3 separate regions of the Homo sapiens genome follow, and all the other regions are linked to region 1. A link is an interaction called in ENCODE POLR2A ChIA-PET data of the cell type or tissue named here. Cell type or tissue: PC-9. All regions are shown on one strand.

Region 1 (5,000 bases):
ACGATCACGGCTCACTGCAAGCTCTGCCTCCCAGGTTAAAGCCATTCATCTGCCTCAGCCTCCCGAGTAGCTGGGACTACAGGCGCCCGCCACCACGCCCGGCTAATTTTTTGTATTTCTAGTAGAGACAGGGTTTCGCCACGTTAGCCAGGATGGTCTCGATCTCCTGACCTTGTGATCCGCCCGCCTTGGCCTCCCAAAGTGCTGGGATTACAGGCATGAGCCACTGCGCCCAGCCACATTTGTGTGTGTGTGTGTGTGTGTTTTGAGATGGACTCTTGCTCTGTCACCCAGGCTGGAGTGCAGTGAGATCTCAGCTCCTTGCAACCTCCACCTCCTAGTTCAAACGATTCTTCTGCCTCAGCCTCCCAAGTAGCTGGGACTACAGGTGCATGCCACCACATCCGGGTAATTTTGGTATTTTTTTTAGTAGAGATGGGGTTTCACCATGTTGGCCAGGCTGGTCTCAAACTCCTGACCTCAAGTGATCTGCCTGCCTCGAACTCCCAAAGTGCTGGGATTACAAGTGTGACCCACATGCCCAGCCCACATTTTTTGTTCTTAGACTCAATGTGTCGCCCAGGCTGAAGTGCAGTGGCACAGTCATAGCTCACTGCAGCCTCAAACTCCTGGGCTCAATGGATCCTCCCTCCTCAGTCTTCGAAGTAGCTGGTACTAAAGGCATTCACCACCATGCCCAGCAAATGTTTTTAAAATGTTTTGTAGACATGAGGTCTCTCTGTGGTGCCCAGGCTGGTCTTGAACTCCTGACTTCCAGTGTCAGCCTCCCAACGCACCCCGCCCTCCTAACATCTTCAATACTACCTCTAATATTCCCAGCGTTCTGATCCAAGAGCATGGGTAGGTCTGCTGTGCCCCCAGGGGTCTCAGTACCCCCCACCTCCCTTGAGGTGACCACCACCTCCACAAGTACCCGGAGTATACCAGCAACATATTCATAAATGTGTAAAAAGAAATCTCCATTTCAGCAAAGGTCTTGTCAGCAAAGTTGCATATTAGGGATTAGGTCTTCAACCCAGCTCCAAACAGTAAATGTCACCAGGTGCAGTGTCTGTAGTCCCAGCTACTTGGGAGGCTGAGGCAGGAGGATCGCTGGAGTCCAGGAGTTCCGGGTTGTAGTGCAGTATGCCTGTAGTGCAGATAGCTATACTTGCACTAAGTTCACCACCAATTTGGTGACCTCTCAGGAGCAGGGGATTACCAAGCTGCCTAAAGAGAGGTGCACCAGCCCAGCTCAGAAACAGAGGGGTCAAAACTCCTTTGCTGATCAGTAGTGGGATCTTGCCTGTGAATAGCCACTGCACTTCAGCCTGGGCAACATAGCAAGACCCATCTCTAAAATACATAAATAGGCAGGGCACAGTGACTCATGCTTGTAATCCTAGCACTTTTGGGAGGCCGAGGTGGGCAATCATGAGGTCAGGAGTTTCAGACCAGCCTGGCCAACATAGTGAAACCTGTCTCTACTAAAAATACAAAAAAATTAGCCAGGCATGGTGGTGGGTGCCTGCAATCCCAGCTACTGAGGAAGCTGAGGCAGAAGAATCACTTGAACCCGGGAGATGGAGGTTGCAGTGAGCTGAGATCATGCCACTGCACTCCAGCCTAGGCGGCAGAGGAAGACTCTGTCTCAAAACAACAACAACAAAAACAAATTTAAAACAGCTCTCCAATGTCCAAAAAATTTAACCTTTAAGGTGAAAAAAAAAAAAAAACTGTCCGGGCGCTGTGGCTCACACCTGTAATCCCAGCACTTTGGGAGGCCACAGTGGGCAGATCACGAGGTCAGGAGTTCAAGACCATGGCCAACATGGTGAAACCCCGTCTCTACTAAAAATACAAAAATTAGCTGGGCGTGATGGTGTGGGTCTGTAATCCCAGCTACACAGTAGGCTGAGGCAGGAGAATCGCTTGAACCCAGGACCCAGGAAGCGGAGGTTGCAGTGAGCTGAGATTGCACCACTGCATTCCAGCCTGGGTGACAGAGCGAGACTCCATCTCAAAAAAAAAAAAAAAAAAAACTGGTAAGTTGTGAAACCCTGTACCTAGTTGTGACATCTGTATTCTCTCTCAATCTAGAACAATTTGCAGCCTTTGAGTTTCACGACCTTAATATTTTCGGAGATTACAGGGAAGTTATTTTGTAGACTGTCCTTCCATTTCGGTTTGTCCACTCCTTCCTGACGATGAGACCACCGTGACACATTCTGGACAGAAATACCACAAAAATGATGCTATGCTCTCACTGTAGCCAAATGTCCATTGGAGCCATGAATGGTAGTACCAACGTCCATCACTTCATTAAGATGCTTTTTTTGGCTGGGTGCGGTGGTTCACGCCTGTAATCCCAACACTATGGAAGGCCGAGGCAGGCTGATCACGAGGTCAGGAGTTCGAGACCAGCCTGGCCAACATAGTGAAACCCCATCTCTACTAAAAATACAAAAAATCGGCCTGGCGCGGTGGCTCACACCTGTAACCCCAGCGCTTTGGGAGGCCGAGATGGGCAGATCACTTGAGGCCAAGAGTCCGAGACCAGCCTGGCCAACACAGTAAAACCCCATCTCAACTACAAATTTAAAAAAGTAGCCGGACATGGTGGCGCGTGCCTGTAATCCCAGCTACTCAGGTGCCTGAGGCAAGAAAATCGCTTGAACCCGGGAGGCAGAGGTTGCAGTGAGCAGAGATCGCGCCACCACTGCACTCCAGCCTGGGCAAGAGAGTGAGACTGTCTCAAAAAAAAAAAAAAGATAAATACAAAAAATTAGTCGGGCATGATGGCAGGTGCCTGTAATCCCAGCTACTCAGGAGGCCGAGGCAGGAGAATCGCTTGAACCCAGGAGGCGGAGGTTGCAGTGAGCCGAGATTGCACCACTGCACTCCAGCCTGGGTGACAGAGAGAGACTCTAGCTCAAAAAACAAAAAAACAAAAACAAAAAAAACAAAGCAAGACCAAACCATGCTTTTTTTTTCTTTTCTTTTTTTGAGACAGGGTCTCACTGTGTCACCCAGGCTGGAGTGCAGTGGCACAATCATAGCTCACAGCAGCCTTGACCTCCCAGGCTCAAGCGATCCTCCCTCCTCAGCATCCCAAGTAACTGGGACTACAGTCATGAGCCACCATGACAGGCTTTTTCCTGTCATTTATTTTGATGCTCAAATTGTCCCAGATTTGATCAGTGGATGCCCCTTGCTGACCTCTTGTCATTTTGACAAGCCCCGTTGTTCTTTAATCACTTCCTTTCTTTCTGGCTCAGCAAGATATTTCAGGCTTATCTTGTTTCTCCCTGTCCCGGCCCTGAATTCTCCATTTCTTCAAGAATACTTGGTTTCTTTGTAAGGAGGAATGGTATTTAGAAACCAGGATCTCCATGGTAGGCACATTCAATGCAATTAGGGTCATTCTACACCAGGGTCCACTCAGTGGACACACATTTATACACACACATAAACATACATATTTACATCTGTTTATTTTATCTGTCTACATAAACTGGGGAAAAATAGTTTATATTTACACCTTAAATTCCAGTCTAAAAGCACAAGTTTCATCCTTGCCTTTTTTTTTTTTTTTTTTTTTGGCGACGATGTCTTGCTATTTTGCCCAGGCTGGAGTGCAATGGTGCAATCTCAGCTCACTGCAACCTCCATCTCCTGGGTTCAAGCGATTCTCCTGCCTCAGCCTCCTGAGTAGCTGGGATTACAGGCGTGCACCACCACACCCAGCTAATTTTTGTACTTTTAGTAGAGATGGGGTTTCACCATGTTGGTCAGGCTGGTCTGAAACTCTTGACCCCATATACTATATTTTTTTTTCTTTTTTTTTTTTTGAGATGGAGTCTCACTCTGTTGCCCAGGCTGGAGTGCAGTGGCACAGTCTTGGCTCACTGCAAGATCCGCCTCCCGGGTTCACGCCATTCTCCTGCCTCAGCCCCCGAGTAGCTGGGACTACAGGCGCCCACCACCACGCCCAGCTAATTTTTGTATTTTTAATAGAGATGGGGTTTCACTTTGTTAGCCAGGATGGTCTCGACCTCCTGACCTCGTGATCCACCCATCTTGGCCTCCCAAAGTGCTGGGATTACAGGTGTGAGCCACCGCACCCGGACTATATATATATATATATTTTTTTTTAAGACAGGGTCTCACTCTGTTTCCCAGGCTGGAGTGCAGTGGTGTAATCATGGCTCACTGCAGCCTCAATCTCCTGGACTCCAGCCATCCTCCCACCTCAGCCTCCTGAGTAGCTGGGACTACAGGCACTCGCCACCATACCAATTTTTTTTTCTTTTTTTTTTTGAGACAGAATCTTACTCTGTCACCCAGGCCAGATCAGTGGCAAGATCTCAGCTCACTGCAACCTCTGCCTCCAGGTTCAAGTGATTCTCATGCCTCAGCCTCCCGAGTAGCTGGGATTACAGGCACGCACCACCACGCCTAGCTAATTTTTGTATTTTTAGTAGAGATGGGATTTTGCCATGTTCGCCAGGCTGGTCTTGAACTCCCAACCTCAAGTGATCTGCCCACCTCAGCCTCCAAAAGTGTTTTAAGATTACAGGCATGAGCCACCAAGCCTGACCTAATTTTTTTTTTTTTTTTTTTGTAGAGACAGGGTCTTGCTATAGTGCCCAGGGTGGTCTCAAACTCCTGGGCTCAAGCGATCCTCCTGCCTTCGCCTCCCAAAGTGCTGGGATTACAGGTGAAAGCCACCGTGCCCAGGTCCCTTTCCTTTTTTTTTTTTTTTTTTCAAGACAGGGTCTTGCTCTGTTGCCCAGGCAGGAGTGCAGTGGCACAATCTCAGCTCACTGCAACCTCCTCCTCCCAGGTTCAAGCGATTCTAACCCCTTAGCCTCCCAAGTAGCTGGGATTACAGGCGGGCACCACCACGCCCAGCTAATTTTTGTATTTTTAGTAGAGACAACGTTTCACCATGTTGTCCAGGTTGGTCACGAACTCCTGAGCTCAGGTAATCTGCTACC
Region 2 (5,000 bases), 270 kb after region 1:
AGCTCAAGAGTTAAAAGACCAGCCTGGCCAACATGGCGAAACCCCGTCTCTACAAAAAACACAAAAATTAGCCGGGTGTGGTGGCGGGCACCTGTAATCCCAGCTACTTGGCAGGCTGAGGCAAGAGAATTGTTTAAGCCCAGGAGGCAGGGGTTGCAGTGAGCCAAGATTGCGCCACTGCACTGCAGCCTGGGTGACAGAGCAACATTCTGTCTCAAAAAATTAAAAAAAATAAATAAATTACCCAATTGAAAAGACTAAACAAAGTTATGTGTTAGTATTGCAGAGATGTTTCAGGTTAAAGTGGGGAGAATGGGAAAGAGAAGATAAACAATCATAGTATGAGGTAAGGCTTCAAATATTGTGGTGACTGGCCGGGCGTGGTAGCTCACACCTGTAATCCCAGCACTTGGGAGGCCAAGGCGGGCGGATCACCTGAGGTCAGGAGTTGGAGACCAGCCTGGCCAACATGGTGAAACCCCATCTCTACTAAAAATAGAAAAATTAGCCAGGTGTGTTGGTGTGTGCCTGTAATCCCAGCCACTCGGGAGTCTGAGGCAGGGAGAATTGCATGAACCTGGGAGGCAGAGGTTTCAGTGAGCTGAGATTGTACCACTGCACTCCAGCCTGGGCGACAGAGCGAGACTCTATCTCAAAAAACAAAACGAAACAAAACAAAAAACCAAATATTGTGATGATCTAAGATAGGCTTTGATAAATTGGCTCAAGATATATCTATGTTAAAGTCACGTATCAGTATATAGGAACTGATTTACAAAAAAGTTAGTTGTATTATTTGACACTTGAAGCCTCCAAGGATAAGTCTATAGTATTTATATGTTCTCATTACCTCTGCTTCACTACAGATGCCTTTGCTCTTAACATCATGTAAAAGGAGTAAATTCTTTATTTTGCTTTGATATAAAGATATTTAGTCATTCTTCATTCTAAGTTGCAGTACCCCTAAACTTTGGAACTGTGTAACGATTCCACTTCAGAGAGCAAATATCTGAGATAACATGCTGTGTTTAAGATATTTAAGAGAAATTAGCATCTTTTATACATGAAGATATATTTGATATATTTCACAGGAAGTATCTGTGTTGTTACAAATTGTTGAGTTTGGCACTGTGTACTGCTTAGATTTGAAACTAGCAATTGGGTATTTACTAAAGTCAACCTAATGTCTCAATTTTTCTTAGGTAAGAAAGCAAACTTAGGTAAAAATGCAAGCATGAACACACAACATGGAACAGCAACAGAAGTTGCTGTAGAGACAACCACACCCAAACAAGGACAGAACCTATGGTAATGTGAGCATTCATCTGGTTGCTCTTTCTTTTTCCTTTTAATTGTTAAGGAAGAAAGTATTTAGTATAGTGATGCCAGTGAGTTAATAATTATTTGCGCAGGATACTTTGTGTGACTGATATTTTGGATATCAAAACTTCTTGCATTAGCAGACCTGATTTTTTGTTAAGAAGATACTTGTTTTTTTAAGGGTTGGAATTTTGATTTTTTCCCCCCTGTAATATAACTTTGTATATTATGTGATAGATCTTATATAGCAGTAGAAATGTAGCTTAAATTTGGTTGGGAATAGAAGTATTTAAGATTTTCCTTAAATTTTATTAATTAACAAATTGTATGCATAGCTATTCGTTTCCTTTATGCGCATTTCTGCTTTTAGGCAGCGAGCTAGGTTTTAGAGGATCCATTCTACGGCTTTAACTGTGATCACCTGTGATTTAATGACCTTTCATTTTTGAATTTTGGGTATAGGTTTACTCTCTGGAGGGAAAGGGACAAGTATGCCAATTAACTTTATAAAATTTCATATAATATTTTAATAGGAACCATATTGGCTCTGGTGTCCTAGTACAGAATTAACATTAGGCATCATGAAAATAGTAAATTACTTATTCTACTTCTAGATAGTAGATTGTGAACACATTTGGAATTCTGTTCTCCCAAGTCCCACCACCAACTCTAGATCCCTTGCTTAGTGTTTGATTTTGAATTTTTTTTTTTTTTTCAGAGTTATCAGGTCTCTTTTGCCCCTACAGGTTTTTATGTGATAGTCAAAAGGAGCTGGATGAGTTGCTAAACTGTCTTCACCCTCAGGGAATAAGAGAAAGTCAACTTAAAGAGAGACTAGAGAAGAGGTAAGAGGTTTTCATCTTACTCCTCACATCTTACTTCTCTTTAGCATTGGATATAAATATCTGAGGGTTTTTTTTCTTATCCATTTAAGTTACTAAAGTAAAATATTTTAAATGTGTAACCGTTTTGTGTTCATATTGCCTGGTATTTTCTTGGCATATTATGCTTATTGGAAAAATATACCTTTGGCCATCTATATATAGAGTAGCAGGATTATTATGCACTAAAGAACAGTTGCCAGCACCAAGCTGTGAGCCTCATGGTTGTCAGACAGCTTTGCAGATGGAGGCCCAGATGGGTGGGTGTCCAGAAGTATTCTATCAATATTCAGAAGAGCCAAAAGGTGGAAACAACGGCAATGACTATCAACTGATGGAACGGATAAATAAAAGTTAGTATATATCCAGGCCTTGTGCGGTGGCTCACACCTGTAATCCCGGCACTTTGAGAGGTAAAGGCAGGCCAGTGTCTTGCATCCAGGAGTTTTGAGACCAGCCTGGGCAACATAGGGAAACTCCGTTTCTGAAAAAAAAAAACAAAACAAAAATTATCTTGGGTGTGGTGGTTTGTGTATGTAGTCTTAGCTACTTGGGAGGCTGAGCTGAGTTGATCACTTGAGCCCAGGAGGCGGAGGTTGCATTGAGCCAAGATCATGCCCCTGCACTCTGGCCTGGGTGAGAGAGCGAGATGCTGTCTCATACAAAATGAAACAAAAAACCCCCAAAATTTAGTATATTCAAATAGTGGAATATTATTTAGCCACAAAAAGAAATGAAGTACTGTTCTGTGCTACAACATGAATGAACCTAGAAAACATGCTAAGCAAAAGAAGTCAGACATCAAAGGCCATGTGGTGTATGATTCCATTCAAATGAAACATCTTAGAATAGGCAAATCTATTTCAAACAGAAAGTGGATTAGTGGTTGCCAGAGGATAGGGGAAGGGGAGAATAGGAGTGATGATTGCTAACAGGTAAGAGATTCCTGCTTGGGGTGATGAAAATGTTTTGGAATTACATGTGTGGTTCTACAACAAAAAACTGAAGTACATGCTTCAAGTTGGTGAATTTCATGTCATATGAATTAAAAAGAATCAAAAAACCCTGTTCTGTCTACAAAGTAGCATCAAATTTGCGACTGCCATATTTGTTGTAGACATTATTTCTATCAAAGCCAGGACAAGATTTTGGCTTAATGCCTCCTCTCATTGCTGACTCTGTGCTCAATTTCACGGTTGAATTTAGGTTTGATGGAAGAGAGAAGGAAAATATGATTCAGTACATACTCTACACCATTGCCAGACTTTTGCGAAGGACAATAGGTACATTATATTGATGTTAGCCCACTGCTTAATGTGTAAATTAAGTAAAACTGTATTCAGAATTGTGTTGTCTGAATACAGATGTGTCTAGGCAAATTAAGAAAGACAGAGGAGGGCCGGCCGCGGTGGCTCACGCCTGTAATCCCAGCATTTTGGGAGGCAGAGGCAGGCGGATCACAAGGTCAGGAGTTCGAGACCAGCCTGGCCAACATGGCAAAATCCTGTCTCTACTAAAAGTACAAAAATTAGCCAGGCATGGTGGCGGGTGCCTGTAGTCCCAGCTACTAGGTAGGCTGAGGCAGGAGAATTGCTTGAACCCGGGAGGTGGAGGTTGCAGTGAGCCAAGATCGCACCACTGCACTCCAGTCTGGGCAACAGAGCGACATTCCATCTCAAAAACAACAAAAAAAAAAAGACAAAGGAAAATGTCGGTATACAGAGCCACAAAGAAATATAGTTCTATGATGTTCCTTCTCTTTGGGCAGAGCATTTGATAGCTATGTGTGTTGAATTGAAAAGACCTGTTTTGTTCACTAAATATGAAGATCGAATCCTTCCATTAAAAGCTTAGAAGTGGCTGGGTGTGGTGGTGCACACCTGTAATCCTAGCAGTTTGGGAGGCCTAGGGGAGAGGATCGCTTGAATTGAAATCAGGAGTTTGAGACCAGCCTGGGCAACATAGCAAGACCCCATCCCTACAAAAAATTAAAAATATAGCCAGGTGTGGAGGGGTATTCCTGTAGTCCCAGCTGTAGGCTCAGGTTGGAGGATTGCATGAGTCCAGAAGTTTGAAGGTGCAGTGAGCTGTGATGGCACCTTTGCACTCCAGCCTGTGTGACAGAGCAAGACCCTGTCTCGGGGGAAAAAAAAAAAAAAAAAAGAAAAAAGAAAAAACACCAGGGAGAGGTGAAAGAGATCTAAGTAAGTTTTCTAGAAATAAAACATGTTAAGTAATTGAAATTTGAAGAACATCTTCAAAAGTTTGTTTCTTTCCCCATTCTCTTGTCCCAAATCTTCTAGGTACCAGGACATTATTCACTCTATTCATCTAGCACGGAAGCCAAATTTGGGTCTAAAATCTTGTGATGGCAACCAGGAGCTTTTAAACTTCCTTCGTAGTGATCTCATTGAAGTTGCAACAAGGTTACAAAAAGGAGGACTTGGATATGTGGAAGAAACATCAGAATTTGAAGCCCGGGTAGGAATATAAGAAAATCCCCCTTAGATTACTCATGGCAACTCAATCTGAAGTTCTTCCCTGGTGCTGTTCTTGACTTCCCAACATGACCCTCCTGGAAATCAGATGTTTGGATTTGTCTTGGAAGACATGTATGGAACCAAAAATACCTTATGTATATGTATTTTTTCCTTGTTATCTTTTGCTGCTATCCAGAAAAACTTAGTAATTGGCTTACAACCTTGGTATGAAAAGAGCTTCACTACTAAGGTGAATGAAAACTGGTTGTAGAGGCTCCAGTCGTATAGCATCATTTAACATCTTTACCTTGCGATGCCT
Region 3 (5,000 bases), 470 kb before region 1:
GAAAAGAAAACAAAGCAAACACAAACATCGCATGTTCTCACTTATTTGTGGGATCTAAAAGTCAAAATAAGTGAACTCATGGACTTAAGAGACTAGGAGGGGCCGGGCGCGGTGGCTCACGCCTGTAATCCCAGCACTTTGGGAGGCCGAGGCGGGAGGATCATGAGGTCAGGAGATCGAGACCATCCTGGCTAACAAGGTGAAACCCCGTCTCTACTAAAAATACAAAAAATTAGCCGGGCGCGGTGGCGGGCGCCTGTAGTCCCAGCTACTCGGGAGGCTGAGGCAGGAGAATGGCGTGAACCCGGGAAGCGGAGCTTGCAGTGAGCCGAGATTGCGCCACTGCAGTCCGCAATCCGGCCTGGGCGACAGAGCGAGACTCCGTCTCAAAAAAAAAAAAAAAAAAGAGACTAGAAGGATGGTTACCGGAGGCTGGTAGTAGAGGCTTGTGGGGGGAGGTGGGGATAGTTAATGGGTACAAAAAAAAGTAGAGCCGGCCGGGTGCGGTGGCTCAAGCCTGTAATCCCAGCACTTTGGGCGGCTGAGGTGGGTGGATCACGAGGTCAGGAGTTTGAGATCAGCCTGGCCAACATAGTGAAACCCTGTCTCTACTAAAAATACCAAAATTAGCCGGGCATGGTGGCGCGCGCCTGTAGTCCCAGCTACTCGGGAGACTGAGGCAGGAGAATCGCTTGTACCCGGAAGGTGGAGGTTGTGGTGAGCCGAGATGGCGCCACTGCACTCCTGCCTGGGCAACAAGATCCAAACTCTGTCTCAAAAAAAAAAAAAAAAAAAAAAAGTAGAATGGGCTGGTGGTGGCTCACGTCTACAATCCCGGCACTTTGGGAGGGGGAGGCGGGTGGATCACCTGAGGTCAGGAGTTTGAGACCAGCCTGGCCAACATGGCGAAACCCCATCTCTACTAAAAACACACAAAAAATTAGCCTGGTGTGATGGCACGCACCTGTAGTCCCAGCTACTCACGAGGCTGAGGCAGGAGAATCATTTGAACTCGGGAGGTGGAGACTGCAGTGACCTGAGATGGCGCCACTGCACTCCAGCCTGGGCAACAAGATCGAAACTCTGTCTCAAAAAAAAAAAAAAAAAAAAAAAAAAAAAAAAAAAAAAGAATGAATAAGTGAATAAGACCTACTATTTCATAGCACAACAGGGTGACTATAGTCAATCATATCTTAATTGTATATTTTAAAAATAACTTAATGTAATCGGATTGTTTGTAACTCAAAGGATAAATGCCTGGGGGGATGGATGCCCGTTCTCCATAATGAGCTTATTTCATATTACATGCCTGTATCAAAACATTACATGTAGCCCATAAATATATACATCTACTATGCACACACACACACACACACAATTTTTTTTTTAGACAGTGTCAGCTCTGGAGTGCTATGGCACGATCTCATTTCACCACAACCTCCACTTCCCAGGTTCAAGCGATTCCCCTGCCTCAGCCTCCTGAGTAGCTGGGATTACAGGCGCTACAGGCGCCTGCCACCACGCCCAGCTAATTTTTGTATTTTTAGTAGAGATGAGGTTTCACCACGTTGGGAAGGCTGGTCTCAAACTCCTGACCTCAAGTGATCCACTCACCTTGGCAAAGTGCTGTGACAGGCATGAGCCACCGTGCCTGGCCCCACAAAAATTTTTAAATTTTAATGTTTAAATTTAAAATTTTTTTATTTTTATTATTATTTTTTGAGACAGAGTCTCACTCTTGTTGCCCAGGCTGGAGTACAGTGGTGCAATCTTGGCTCACTGCATCCTCCACCTCCTGGGTTCAAGCGATTCTCCTGCTTCAGCCTCCCGAGTAGCTGGGATGACAGGCAGGAGCCACCACACCTGGCTAATTTTTGTATTTTTAGTTGAGACAGAGTTTCGCCATGTTGGCCAGGCTGGTCTCAAACTCCTGACCTCAGGTGATCTGCCTGCCTCGGCCTCCCAAAGTACTGGGATTACAGGGGTGAGCCACCACACCCAGGCCTGTTATATTGTATATATTTTATCACCGTTTTTTAAAAAAAATTTTATGCTAGGCCCAGGCTGGTCTTAAACTCCTGACCTCAAGCCATCTCCCCACCTTGGCCTCCCAAAGTGCTGGGATTACAGGCGTGACCACGGTACCTAGCCTCATACATTCCTTAAAGCTGACTAAAGCTATCGTTTTTTTTTTTTGGAGACGGAATCTCACTCAGGCTGGGGTGTAGTGGTGGAATCTCAGCTTACCGCAACCTCCACCTCCTGGGTTCAAGTGATTCTCCTGCCTCAGCCTCCCTAGTAGCTGGAACTGTGAGCCACCATGCCCGGCTAATTTTTGTGTTTTTAGCAGAGATGGGGTTTTGTCATGTTGGCCAGGCTGGTCTCAAACTGCTGACCTTAAGTGATCCATCCGCCTCAGCCTCCCAAAGCGCTGGGATTATAGGCATGAGTCACCTCGCCAAGCCTCTGGTGAGCATATTCTTAACTTCAGAGTATAATGCATGAGAAAGACTTCTACCGATTCCAAGGAATCTAGGTGCAATTTAAAGAATTTCTGGGCTACCTGAAACCCTCCTCTGACACCCCCGCCATCCCAATCTCGTTTAGAAGGACAAGCTCAGCCGCTTACCTCGTCTCCCACGGTGAAGGAAAGAACAGGATATAGGTTATCTGCAGTGTCCAAACCGAGTACCGAAGAACCTGCCGCAGTGAAATAGTGTGCTTTGATTTGTATATTCAGTATTTTACAGAGTTACAGGGTGTTTACAGATGGGGAACAGTAGGTTATAATTTTAAGTACATAGTATTCATTATTTTTCTTTCATGACCAAAACATGCAAAGGGAAGACTTGTTTTTTTTTTTTAGACTGAGTCTTGCTCTGTCGCCCAGGCTGGAGTGCAGTGGCGCGATCTCGGCTCACTGCAAGCTCCCCCTCGGGTTCACGCGATTCTCCTGCCTCAGCCTCCCGAGTAGCTGAGACTACAGGTGCGTGTGCCACCACGCCAGGATAATTTTTGTATTTTTAGTAGAGATGGAGTTTCACCATGTTGGCCAGGATGGTCTTGATCTCCTGACCTCGTGATCGGCCCACCTCAGCCTCCCAAAGTGCTGGGATTACAAGCGTGAGCCACCGAGCCCAGTCTAGGAAAACCCTTAAGACTGGAAGTGTTCATGAGTCTGTCAACCTCACAAATGAGAAAGTGACTTAAAACATCTCAGCATTGGCCTGGCGTGGTAGCTCATGCTTGTAATCCTAGCACTTTCGGAGGCCAAGGTGGGAAGATCTCTTGAGCTTAGGAGTTTGAGAAGAGTCTGGGCAACATGGTGAAACCTCTACAAAAATTGAAATAGGCCAGGTGCAGTGGCTCACGCCTGTAATCCCAGCCCTTTGGAGGCCAAGGTGGGTGGATCCACCTGAGGTCAGGAGTTTGAGACCAGCCTGCCCAACATGGTGAAACCCCATCTCTACTAAAAACACAAAAATTAGCTGGGCGTGGTGGCATGTGCCTATAATCCCTGCTACTAGGGAGGCTGAGGTGGGAGGATCGCTGGAACCCAAGAGGCGGAGGTTGCAGTGAGCTGAGATTACACCATTGCACTCCACCCTGGGTGGCAGAGCATGACTCTGTCTCAAAGAAAAATAAATACAAAATAAAATAAAATCTTAAAACATCCAGCCAGGCGCAGTGGCTCATGCCTGTAATCCCAGCACTTTGGGAGGCAGAGGCAGGTGGATTACCTGAGGTCAGGAGTTCGAGATCAGCCTGGGCAACACGGTGAAAACCTGTCTCTACTAAAAATGCAAAATTAGCCGCGCGTGGTGGCCCATGCCTATAATCACAGCTACTCAGGAGGCTGAGGCAGGAGAATCGCTTGAACCTGGGAGGTGGAGGATACAGTAAGCCGAGATCGTGCCATTGCATTCCAGCCTGGGCAACAAGAGTAAATCTCCATCTCACCAAAAAAAAAAAAAAAAAAAAAAAAAACAAAAACCAAAAAAACAAAACATCCAGATGTGGCCAGGGTCTGACTTCAGAGAAGCCCAGTGAGCCTGGCCCCAGTGACCAGCTCCCTGGGAAGTCTTCCTTCAGGTTTTAGGCCGTTTCACCACCCTAAAGGCAAGGTCAACCCGTGTTCTAGGTTAATCAGCTCTTCTTGTTCTAGACTTAATCTCTGTTAAGTAATGTCCTTCATTGAGAAAACCAGGCTATTCCCTAGAAATCACCAACTAAAAATAGATGTCAGGGCCAGGCATGGTGGCTTGTGCCTATAATCCCAGCAATTTGGGAGACTGAGGTGGGTGGATCACTTGAGGTCAGGAGTTTGAGACCAGCCTAGTCAACATGGTGAAACCCCATCTCTACTATACAAAAATTAGCTAGGCATGGTGGTGGGTGCCTGTAGTCCCTGATACTTGGGAGGCTGACAAGAGGATCATTTGAACCCGTGAGGCGGAGGCTGCAGTGAGCCGAGATCACGCCACTGCACTCCTGTCTGGGTGACAGAGGGAGACCCTGTCTCTGAAACACCGGTCCTCTCTACCACCTACTCTTGGGTAGAAAGTAGTTGAAGCAAAAGAGTTACTCTAGGCTCCCACCTGAACAGCCCTTGCCTGCCTTACTAAAATTTAGTCGTGGTCCGGGGTCCTCCATCACCAGACAATGCTCCTACCTCAAGGTAGGCAAGGTCTGCCTTGGCCAGGCCCTTCCAAAGTCAGCCAGGACTTTGCCAAACACGCATTCATGCCCCGCACCTTGCCCACTCAGCTCTTCTTTGTCTGCCTAAGTCAATTTTAACACTATCCAATACCAACCTATAGCAGCACCTCCCCAGAGTCAGGATCTGCTGTCAGGAAGCAGCAGCCCTCCCAGCCATGAGGGGCACCTAGAATTTCGTTTACAAGCAGTTGTTAAAAGAAGCCACATGTTGTGTAAATGCTTGATTTCTTCCATCTTGGGAAAAAAATGTTCCTTTACCTAACCAAAAACAGCCAGACTTT

The links. ChIA-PET counts read pairs that join two places held together with the same protein. Peaks named below come from ENCODE experiments on the same cell type or tissue, not always from the same donor. Only the 100,000 strongest peaks of a DNase experiment are listed, where the experiment ranks them.
Region 2: POLR2A ChIA-PET joins it to region 1 with 8 read pairs; 1 of 35 experiments calls an interaction of 5 or more read pairs at or near these places.
Region 3: POLR2A ChIA-PET joins it to region 1 with 8 read pairs; 4 of 35 experiments call an interaction of 5 or more read pairs at or near these places.

What each region holds. Positions count from the first base shown.
Region 1 is chr7:73,728,927-73,733,926 of GRCh38, reverse strand. It overlaps the pseudogene RN7SL265P. Among named protein-coding and RNA genes, the nearest start is that of ABHD11, 7.4 kb to the left of the region's middle. In PC-9, no CTCF peak of the experiment used is centred here; a DNase peak (open chromatin) is centred at 2,106.
Region 2 is chr7:73,462,604-73,467,603 of GRCh38, reverse strand. It overlaps BAZ1B (bromodomain adjacent to zinc finger domain 1B), which reads left to right. Exons shown (of 20, transcript NM_032408.4): 10 at 1,203-1,308; 11 at 2,067-2,165; 12 at 4,505-4,682. Among named protein-coding and RNA genes, the nearest start is that of FZD9, 31 kb to the right of the region's middle. In PC-9, no CTCF peak of the experiment used is centred here; a DNase peak (open chromatin) is centred at 323; H3K27ac peaks cover 939 bases.
Region 3 is chr7:74,197,315-74,202,314 of GRCh38, reverse strand. No RefSeq gene overlaps it. Among named protein-coding and RNA genes, the nearest start is that of MIR590, 8.6 kb to the right of the region's middle. In PC-9, no CTCF peak of the experiment used is centred here; a DNase peak (open chromatin) is centred at 2,144; H3K27ac peaks cover 1,269 bases.